Linked DNA regions of Homo sapiens: region 2 is linked to region 1. Evidence: chromatin contacts called from ENCODE Hi-C or POLR2A ChIA-PET data. All regions are on one chromosome and are shown on one strand. The core of a region is the stretch at or near the end of the contact, and the rest is flanking DNA. Distances in the headings are between cores, read along the strand shown. Region 1 holds the start of CYP1B1 (cytochrome P450 family 1 subfamily B member 1). Region 2 overlaps LOC102723739 (a long non-coding RNA gene).

Region 1 (4,759 bases), core at 1-2,500:
CGGCTGCGCGGCTGGCGCGTGAAGAAGTTGCGCATCATGCTGTGGGCTGCGCGCCGCTGCACCTTCCAGTGCTCCGAGTAGTGGCCGAAAGCCATGCTGCGGCCGCCGGACACCACACGGAAGGAGGCGAAGGCCGGCCGGTCGGCGAAGGCCGAGCCCTGCTGCACCAGGGCCTGGTGGATGGCGCGCTCGCCATTCAGCACCACTATGGGGCAGCTGCCCAGGCGGATCTGGAAAACGTCGCCGTAGCGCCGCGCCAGGCGAGCGAACGAGAGGTGAGCCGCCTGGCCCACCGCCGCCGCGTTTCCGATCAGTGGCCACGCAAACGGGCCCGGGGGCGCGGACCGGAGCTGCCGCCTCCGTTGCCTCAGCAGCCGCTGGCCCACATGCACAGTGGCCAGCACCGACAGGAGTAGCAGGAGCGTGGTCTGCTGGATGGACAGCGGGTTTAGCGGCCAAGGGTCGTTCGGGCTGAGGCTGGTGCCCATGCTGGGGACAGAGAGGAGAAGGCGTGACACTCAGGGGTGCAGAGACAGGAGCGGGCGCCCCACGCCCCTACCCCAGCCTCTGGGGACTGAGTGCCGTTGGGTGGAGAGGTCGGAGCTGACTCTCTGGAGAAATGGCCGAAGACGCCCCTTCCCATCCCCAACCCACTCTCCCTTGGAGAAGAGAAGGGGCGTGTTTCCACCTCGCTGTAACCCAGCGCCAAACCCTTCCCCTCCCCGCAAGGCGCGTAACGGTTCCTGCAATCTGGGGACAACGCTGCGGGCATCGAGGCGGTGGCGCTTGATTTCCTTTAAAGTACCTACCACGCCACCCGCTACCTGTAATAATCCATCTGAAGAGGTCGCCGGGCAGCGCCTCGGCAGACAGACTGACCTGCGGGGAGGTGCGGTTTCCAGTGGCGCGGGACAGCCGGCTCCGAGAAGGAACTGGGACCTTTGCCTAGGGCAAGACGTCAACAGGAACCCGCAGGCCCGGCCTGGACACCTGCTGCCCTCACTGGAAGCTTTAACTCCCACTCGAGTCTCTTGGCGTCGTCAGTGCCAGGAGCGCTTGGATTGGGATGGGGACGGAGAAGGGTGCCTCGCTCGCCGAGCCCCGCTGCCCTTGGGGACCTGGCAAAGTCGAGGTTTCCTCACAGCGTTGAGATTGAGACTGGGGGTCGGTGAGTGGCGTCAATTCCCATGCCCTTGCGGCTCTCACAACTGGAGTCGCAGAAGCGCTCGCTCCCACTCCCACTCCAGAGTCAAAGCGCGCCATCCCGCTCCTCCGGGTTTTAAGGACTGGGTAGAAGGAGGGCAGCGCGACCTGGCAGGGCGGGGCCTGCGGGGGGCGGGGCGCGCCGCACACCAGGCCGCTTTGACCCGGACTCCCGTCCAGGCGCACCGGCCGGCCTCGGAGCTCTACCAGCAGGCTTTCATGGGAGCGGAGGTGCCCACGTTTCCATTGTGCGGTAACCGCGCTTCATCACAGCCACCTCCAATCGAGGCCGCACGGTGTCCCCAGAACCACGCTCGGTACAACCTGCCCCGGCCGCTGCGCTCGACTTGGGAGCGCGCCCCGCCCCGAGCGCACGACCTCCCTTCCCTCTCCGCGACTTGAGCTTGCTTCCCGGAAAGCCAGTGTAGTGGCAGCGGTTTGCCTCACAGCGCCCCTGGTTGGTTGTTTAAATTTTATCTTAGGTTCTCGCAAACAAATTGCCACCTCAGTGGAGGCTCTTTGGCATGCTAAATTTTTTCCAGTTCTTGCGGCGAGATCAGGAATCCCTAAAAGTAGCCGCTCCCCCGCCCCGGGGCCCCGACAGTGCTTGGGCACACAAAGGCTCCTGGGGCGCAGCTGGCCCTGAGATTTCCCGCGTAGAGGCCACTCCAGGTGGCGCCGCCCGCTGGTGGGCGCGGGGCCGCCCAGGCTGCGATGGAAGCCGTTGGCGCAGGGCGGGGAGCCAAGCTGGGGCGACTGGGGGGGCCTGGGGGAGCTAGCGGGGCGGGACCCGAGCGGGGCGGAGAGTGGCAGGAGGAGGCGAATCTCCGCGCTCCGGCGAACTTTATCGGGTTGAAGTTTCTGCTGTCGCCTCCCCTTTGCGTGCGGAGCTGGGCTTTGCGTGCGCCGCTTCTGGAAAGTCGGCTCCAGTCATATCCCTGGGCGCTGCCTGCGGCCGCTCCTCCCGCGCTTCTCACGGCACCTGACACGCGGAGGCGGCGGCCGAGGGTGGGGTGCCGGCCACCACCACCCTTGGCGTGGGGTGCCGGCCGCCACCACCCTCGGCTGCGCACGCACAGTCGCGCCTGCCAGGCCAGCGAGGCGGACGCTTGGGCCACCACCCGCAGGCCGAGCCCGGGCGCGTATCGCCACCTCGCTGCGCACCGGCGGCTCTGTGGTCTTCCTGGGCGCGCTTGCGGTCGCGAAGGGGGCCCTCCCTTTATAAGGGAAGCCGGAGGCGCTTGGGCGGGGGTGGCTTCCCCCGCCTGGCGCGCCCTTTCCTACATGCTGATGCATAGGATTTTCAAGACAGCTAAGAGAACAAGGACTTCACGAGGCGGGGGGAAGGGCGAACTCGAGGGAAGAGGTGGGATGTATCTGGTTAACCAGGTAGGAATTGTACTGGCTTCATCAAAGGATAAATATAAAAGTGATAGGTTCACCAGGGACAACCCTGCACTTTGAGCTCCACTCGCGCTGCGAATCTCGTGCTATTATTGACCTGTTTACAGATGAATAAACTAGGGTTCAGAGAGGTTGCGTGACTTAACCCAGGTCGCGCAGCCATCAAGAAGTGGAGCCAGGGCTTGAAGCCACCAAGTCCCACTCCAGATCCTTCACATAAGTTTACACGGAAGAAAATTGCAGATAAGAGGCCCAAATGCCTTCTTTCCTGCCTCCCTTAAAAAAAAAAATGCACGTGGGGCTAGGCGCAGTGGCTCACGCCTGTAATCCCAGCACTTTGGGAGGCTTAAGCGGGCGGATCACTTGAGGTCAGGAGTTCGAGACCAGCCTGGCCAACATGGCGAAACCCCATCTACTAAAAATACAAAAGTTAGCCGGACGTGGTGGTGCACACCTGTAATCCCAGCTACTCGGGGATCAGGGGGGAAGGCAGCAGAATTGGTTGAACGTGGGAGGCAGAGGTTGCAGTGAGCAGAGATTGCACCACTGCACTACAGCCTGGGCAGCAGAGTTTAAGTGAGACTCTGTCTCAAAAAAAAAAAAAAAAAAAAAATCAGCTGGAAGAACTTTTTAATTATTGTTTTTGTTTTCATAATTGAGAATTCTGAGAATAGCAGAGAAGAAATAGTATGCTAACCCTTTGCAATTAAATTGCTTATGAGGGAGGCCAGGGGAGTGTGCCTCATAGCTGACCCTGGAATGACTGATTACATTGTAAAGAAACACAAAGGAGTGTCTGAAAAGAATCTGACTTCTTGAGAGATTGAAACCAGCAATCAATTTGCTGACCTGATAAAGAAATGTCTTTTCGTGATGGCTTTTTTTATTTTTATTTTTATTTATTTATTTTTTTTGAGATGGAGTCTCACTCTGTCACCTGGGCTGCAGTGCAATGGCGTGATCTCGGCTCACTGCAACCTCCGCCTGCCAGGTTCTCCTGGCTCAGCCTCCCAAGTAGCTGGGATTACAGGTGCGCACCACCACACCCGGCTAATTTTTGTATTTTTCTAGTAGAGATGGGGTTTCACCATGCTGGCCAGGCTGGTCTCAAACTCCTGACCTCAGGTGATCCACCAGCCTGGGCCTCCCAAAGTGCTGGGATTACAGGCATGAGCCACCGTGCCCGGCCTGTGATGCCTTTTATTCGGTATCTTTTGAAGAGTTTTCTGGAAATGATTTCACACACCATGATGGGGAACTTAGATAGTGATGGAGTTTTAGTTTTTGAGCAGTTGCATTGGTTTAATAATAAGCGTTGGTTTCCCAGAGGTGAGTTGGCCTACACAGCCTTTGAAATGAGTTTCATAGCAACCTTCCCATGTCCAGCTTTAGCAAGATCCTTGCCTAATAATTCAAGACTCTGGTGCATGCATCAATCTCTCATAGACTTTAATTTAGTAGACGGGAATTATCTATGAGCTAATGCCAATCCTGAGCTGTTGACATTCCTGAAAGCCTTTATCACAATACCTCTGCCAGAATGAGAGCAGATGGAAGTTGCCTTTAAGTAAATTCCTATTTTTAAAAAGTATAAAACGAGGTTGTTCCTAAGACCGCCTGTCCAACTCCTCAATAATGCCATCTAGTTTTTAGATCAACTAGATGCATGCTTTCCTGCCATCGCAGATAGATCAGATATATCCTCCAAGCTGTAGTTCCTTGGGCTCAGCTCTTTTTCTAGGACATGACTCAAAAATCAGAGGAACTAGGTTGGTAAGTGCTGTCAGAAAGATAAGCCCTTATCGGTTATGGCAAACCAAAATGACTGGCTATGGTAACACTTTTTGCAGAGAATCTTCAAGCCTGGAGTTCTTAGGGCTTTATGGTGCAAACTTCATTGAATGCCCCATCCGGTACCCTGATAAGGACTTCGGATAAATCCAGAGCAGCCTGTTGGCACCCCGACCCAACTCAAGGCAGAGCCCTGCCTCTAGTGAGAATCTACGCAGGCTCTTTAATTATCATCACAACTTCTCAACCAAAGCAGGGACCTAAGGCCCAGGAATCTCCTTTCAATCAACACAGAATATGGGCATTCTGCCCTCCCAAATCTCAAACTTGAATTGTTTGTTGCAAATAACTTTCAAAAAGA
Region 2 (4,669 bases), core at 1,708-4,207, 160 kb after region 1:
TAAAATGTTCCTTTATTCTAATGATGGCACTTCAGAAAATGCTACCAATGAAGTAAATTTGAAGTCAGGATTATGAAAGTAAATGAATTGGAACAGGTGGGTGAGTAGCCGGGACGACCCATTTCTCACAGGGAAGGTGCACAGCAGGGAGCCCCATGCACTGCATGAAGTGTGTTTGGCAGCCACAGAGGACAGGCTTAGCAGCTCCGTGGTGGATTTCACTCAGTGGCAGCAACACTTGACCACCAACAACTATGGCAAGGCAGCTTTGCCATCCTGATAGTTTTTGACACTAATTTCTACTGAGTTTCCTCAAAGAATGTTTCACAGAAAACTAGTTCTCAAAATATTCGTAGGTAGAATTCTATTAAATTAAACAAAACTAGCACAATTATTTATAGAAGAACATACCAAAGCATTTATTATTCTATGATACAATGAAAACAGAGAGTACAGTGTTTCCCTAATTGGAGAAAAAGTAATTCTCCCTGCTTTTCCTTTCTTTCCTTCTTCCTTTATTCTTTCTTCCTTTTTCTCTTTCTCTCTCCAGTGGGGACAAGAGAATTTCATGGAATGGGTGTCATTTGGTACATACTTGGAGAGCTGTTACTCTGCCAGATGTCACACCAATTGTTTATGGGCTATGATTTATTGTGTTTGTCAATATAGCTCTCAGTATTCCTACCACCAAGCACAGCAGCTAGCACATAGAAGGCTCTCAATAAATACTTGTTAAATAAGTGAATGAACTCTTTTTCCAGCTGGAACCATGGAGGATGTAGAAGAGAAGAAGAAGAAGGTTCCTGTTATGCCAGAAACCCTTAAGAAAAAGGGAAGGAATTTCTCAGAGCTGAAGATCAAGTGCCTTTGAAAGAAGTTTGCCTAAAAGATGCTTTGAAAGGCAAGGAGGAAGCTTATCTATGAAGAAGCAAAGCACTATCACAGGGAATAAAGGCAGATGTACAGAACTGAAATATGAATGGCGAGGATGGCAAGAAAAGCTGGCAACTTCTATGTACCTGAAGAACCCAAATTGGCATTTGTCATCAGGATCAGAGGTATCAATGGTGTGAGGCCAAAGGTCCGAAAGGTGTTGCAGCTTCTTCGCCTTCGTCAAATCTTCAATGGAACCTTTGTGAAACTCAACAAAGTTTCAATTAACATGCTGAGGGTTGTAGAGCCATATATTGCATGGGAGTACCCAAATCTGAAGTCAGTAAATGAACTAATCTACAAGCGTGCTTATGGCAAAATCAGTAAGAAGCGAATTGCTTTCTTTGACAGATAACACTTCGATTGCTCAATCTCTTGGTAAATATGGCATCGTCTGCATGGAGGATCTGATTCATGAGATCTATACTGTTGGAAAATGCTTCAAAGAAGCAAATAACTTCCTGTGGCCCTTCAAATTATCTTCTGCATGAGGTGGAAAGAAGAAAAGGCCACCCACTTTGTAGAAGGTGGAGATCCTGGCAACAGGGAGGACCAGATCAACAGACTTATTAAAAGAATGAACTAAGGTGTCTACCATGATTATTTTTCTAAGCTGTTTGGTTAATAAACAGTACCTGCTCTCAAATTGAAAAAATAAATAAATAAAAATAAATAAACAAATAAGTGAATGATTGAATTTCATTAAGAAAAAATGAATTACTACAAAACTCTGTACTTTCTTATCTCACCTAGATTTGACTTGCACTTTCCTACAGAGAAAAGAAGTCACCCAGGTTCACAATGAGCAGCCCAACTTGGACAATTTACCAAAGCACAGAAGAATTCAAAATCTAGATCTTCTCACCAGGACTCTCTCCAGTGGCTGTCCTACTTGCAAATGTAATCATCCTCCCAGAGGAGAGTCAGGCACAAACCAGGGAGTGAGTTTGTTGTTCATCTTGCAACACCTCTTTCAATGAATCTAACTTGCTTCACAAGAGTCCATTGGGAATGGCCCCCCAAAAAAACAGTCGCTTGGATTATTTAAGTGAACACATGACAGTCAATGCAATAAGGCCTTGCCCTCCCCACTTCCCCATCAATATTTATCAAGGACATGGTTTTTCCAAGGGAGAAAGGAGCATAGTCTTGTAACAGCTGTTCCAGAGAACAGACCGTACATGGATTAAAACTAACTCAAGTCAAGAAGAAATTATGTACAGTCTTATAAAAGAGAGATGCGTCTTGAGCTGAGAAAGTGCATGTTCCCTTAAATATTTTCCTGCCCCCACATGCTTAGCCCCTTCAGTACTTGGTGTCCCTACCTTCTGCCAGCTTCTGACCCTGAGGAATGATCAAACCTCGTTTTTCTAGGAACTGAAGGAGCTCTTTAGCCCCTCAAAATACATCAAAGGAAGACTCAATGCAGCCAAAATTCAAGCCTAAATTTTGAAATACAAATATTTGAACTGATCATGATGTCCACGTCCTACACAAATAAAACTTTCTTTTAGAAAAGAAACCCCTGCTGGTTGTGCTGTAATTATTTTAGGCAGAATGCTTTTAAGTCTAAAGCCATTTTAAACTCTCAAAACTTTATACATCCAAGGAAAGCAAACTGAAAGTGAGCATCACTAAGTTTACTCTTATTTCTAAGATTAATCTCAACCTCCCTGGATTTCAACACTCACGCCGTTGTCCAGACTACTAGATGCAGCTGCAACTAGGGATTTCTTAAGTCACATAGGGAACCTGGACTAAATTAATCTGGAAGGATATGTGCCATTCCTAAGTTTGCGATTTCCTTCACTATGTTTAAAAAAGGGTTATTAGGTACTAATGCTGCACAGATTTTCTAAATACTCTATTTGCCAGTGGCAGAGCCAGATGTGGACCACATTAGGAGAGACATGCGTGACAGCGTTTTGCTAAATGTCCGTGATGAATTTTAACTTGCAAAGGGGAAAATTATAGCTGTGTGGTGCCAGGATAATTTCCTCCAAATACCACTCCCATCAGGTCATTTTCTCCTGTGACTCACCAGCTCCTTTTGAGGAAAGCGTAAAGTCTGGCATTAGAGGCCTCAGTCATCTTCTCTTCCTCCAGACTATCCCAAAGGATCCCTGTATGCCAGGACCACCTCTTGACTCTCCTTCTGCGTATTTTGCTTGGGTGGCTCCCTCTGTCTGGAATACATAGCTCTTACACCCTTCAAAACCTGGCTCGAATCTCATCATTTTCAAGGAGGCTTCCCTCCCCAGCCTCCCTCCACTGATTATTCTCCTGTATTTGGCATTCACTGCAGGTATCCATAGTTGTCTCTATGACTGTTGGTGGTGGCCACTGGAAAGCTCAGCATCGAATGTGAGGCCCCATAAAGCAAGTGTAGGGAGCAGCCTCCCTGGGGGCATTTGCACACTTTCCCCTTCCCCCTTCACCGTATGTCCCATCCTTGATTTTGCTTTGCTTTTTCATCCGCTTTGTTGTCTTGATTTATTTTTAAGTGATATCTTAAGTCCTTTCTGAATAAGAATAGAGTGAACATGCGAGTCTTTGGACTACGTTGGCATGTGTTTTTTTCCCAGCACATGTTCTCTGTGAATGTCTGAGCTTCCACTACTTCATATGCTCCTCTAAGAAAAAAATAATCATCTCAGAAGCAAGATGTCTTCCTCTGTTCTAATTTCTGGAACTAACATTTTTTGTTTTTCCTTTGATTAAAAGAGTATGTGTGCAAGACCCCTTATGTAATGTCACCTACAACCCAGAATTATCATCCCATGTTACACATGAAGAAGCACATAATCAAAAGACTAAACAGACAACCCATAGACTGGGAGAAAATAGTCGCAAACTATGCATCCAGTGAAGGACAAATATCCGGAATCTATAAGGAACTCAAACAAATCAGCAAGAAAAAAACAAATAATCCCATCAAAAAGTGGGCAAAGAACATGAATAGGCAATTCTCAAAAAATATACATGAACAGCCAACAAACATATGAAAAAAAAATGTTCAACATCACCTTACTCCTGCAAGAATGTCCATAATTAAGAAGTCGAAAAACAACAGATGTTGGCATGAATGTGGTGTAAAGGGAACACTTTTACACTGCTAGTGGCAATGTAAATTACCACAACCACTACGGAAAACAGTATGGAGATTCCTTAAAGAACTAAAAGTAGAAGTACCATTCGATCTAGCAATCCCACTACTGGGTATCTACCCAAAGGAAAAGAAGTCATTATATGAAAAAGACACATGCACATATGTGTTTATGGCAGCACAATTCACAATTGCAAAGATATGGAACCAACCTAAGTGCCCATCAATCAACAAGTGGTTAAAGAAAATGTGGTATATATACAACATGGAATACTACTCAGCCATAAAAAGGAACAAAATAATGCCTTTTGCAGCAACTTGGAAGGAGCTGGAGGTCATTATTCTAAGTGAAGTAACTCAGGAATGGAAAACCAAATATAATATATTCTCATAAGTGGGAGTTACACTATGAGGATGCAAAGGCATAAGAACAATATAATGGACTTTGGGGATTCTGGGGGAAGGGTGGTAGGGGCGTGAGGGATAAAAGACTACATATTGAGTACAGCGTACACTCCTTGGGTGACAGGTGCATCAAAATCTCAGAAATCACCACTAAAGAACTTATCCATGTAACCAAAAACTGTACCCCAACTATTGAAATAAAAATAAAAATTATTTAAAAAATAC

Evidence for each region. A loop is a pair of places that touch in the nucleus more often than their neighbours do. ChIA-PET counts read pairs that join two places held with the same protein, here RNA polymerase II (POLR2A). Pooled maps may share reads with other maps.
Region 2: a pooled map shows a loop between it and region 1 (2.9-fold over the local background). The contact joins the enhancer-like site here to the promoter of CYP1B1 in region 1. A Hi-C loop is called at or near these places in 2 of 168 maps with a recorded cell type or tissue (MCF 10A and mammary epithelial cell) and 4 of 50 pooled maps. POLR2A ChIA-PET finds 5 or more read pairs at or near these places in 6 of 52 experiments (BJ, GM10248, MCF 10A and 3 more).

Annotation. Positions count from the first base shown.
Region 1 is chr2:38,074,901-38,079,659 of GRCh38, forward strand. It overlaps CYP1B1 (cytochrome P450 family 1 subfamily B member 1), which reads right to left and starts at 1,251. Exons shown (of 3, transcript NM_000104.4): 1 at 880-1,251; 2 at 1-489. The coding sequence starts at 488. RefSeq lists a promoter at 1,232-2,607, cis regulatory regions at 1,246-1,253, 2,174-2,203, silencers at 1,247-1,336, 2,247-2,366 and an enhancer at 2,074-2,272.
Region 2 is chr2:38,230,799-38,235,467 of GRCh38, forward strand. The region is part of intron 1 of LOC102723739 (a long non-coding RNA gene); the gene reads right to left. It also overlaps the pseudogene RPL7P12. Among named protein-coding and RNA genes, the nearest start is that of CYP1B1-AS1, 100 kb to the left of the region's middle. Within about 2 kb of position 2,958, at least 4 of the 41 ENCODE cell types and tissues checked have a DNase peak (open chromatin) inside an H3K27ac peak, as active enhancers do.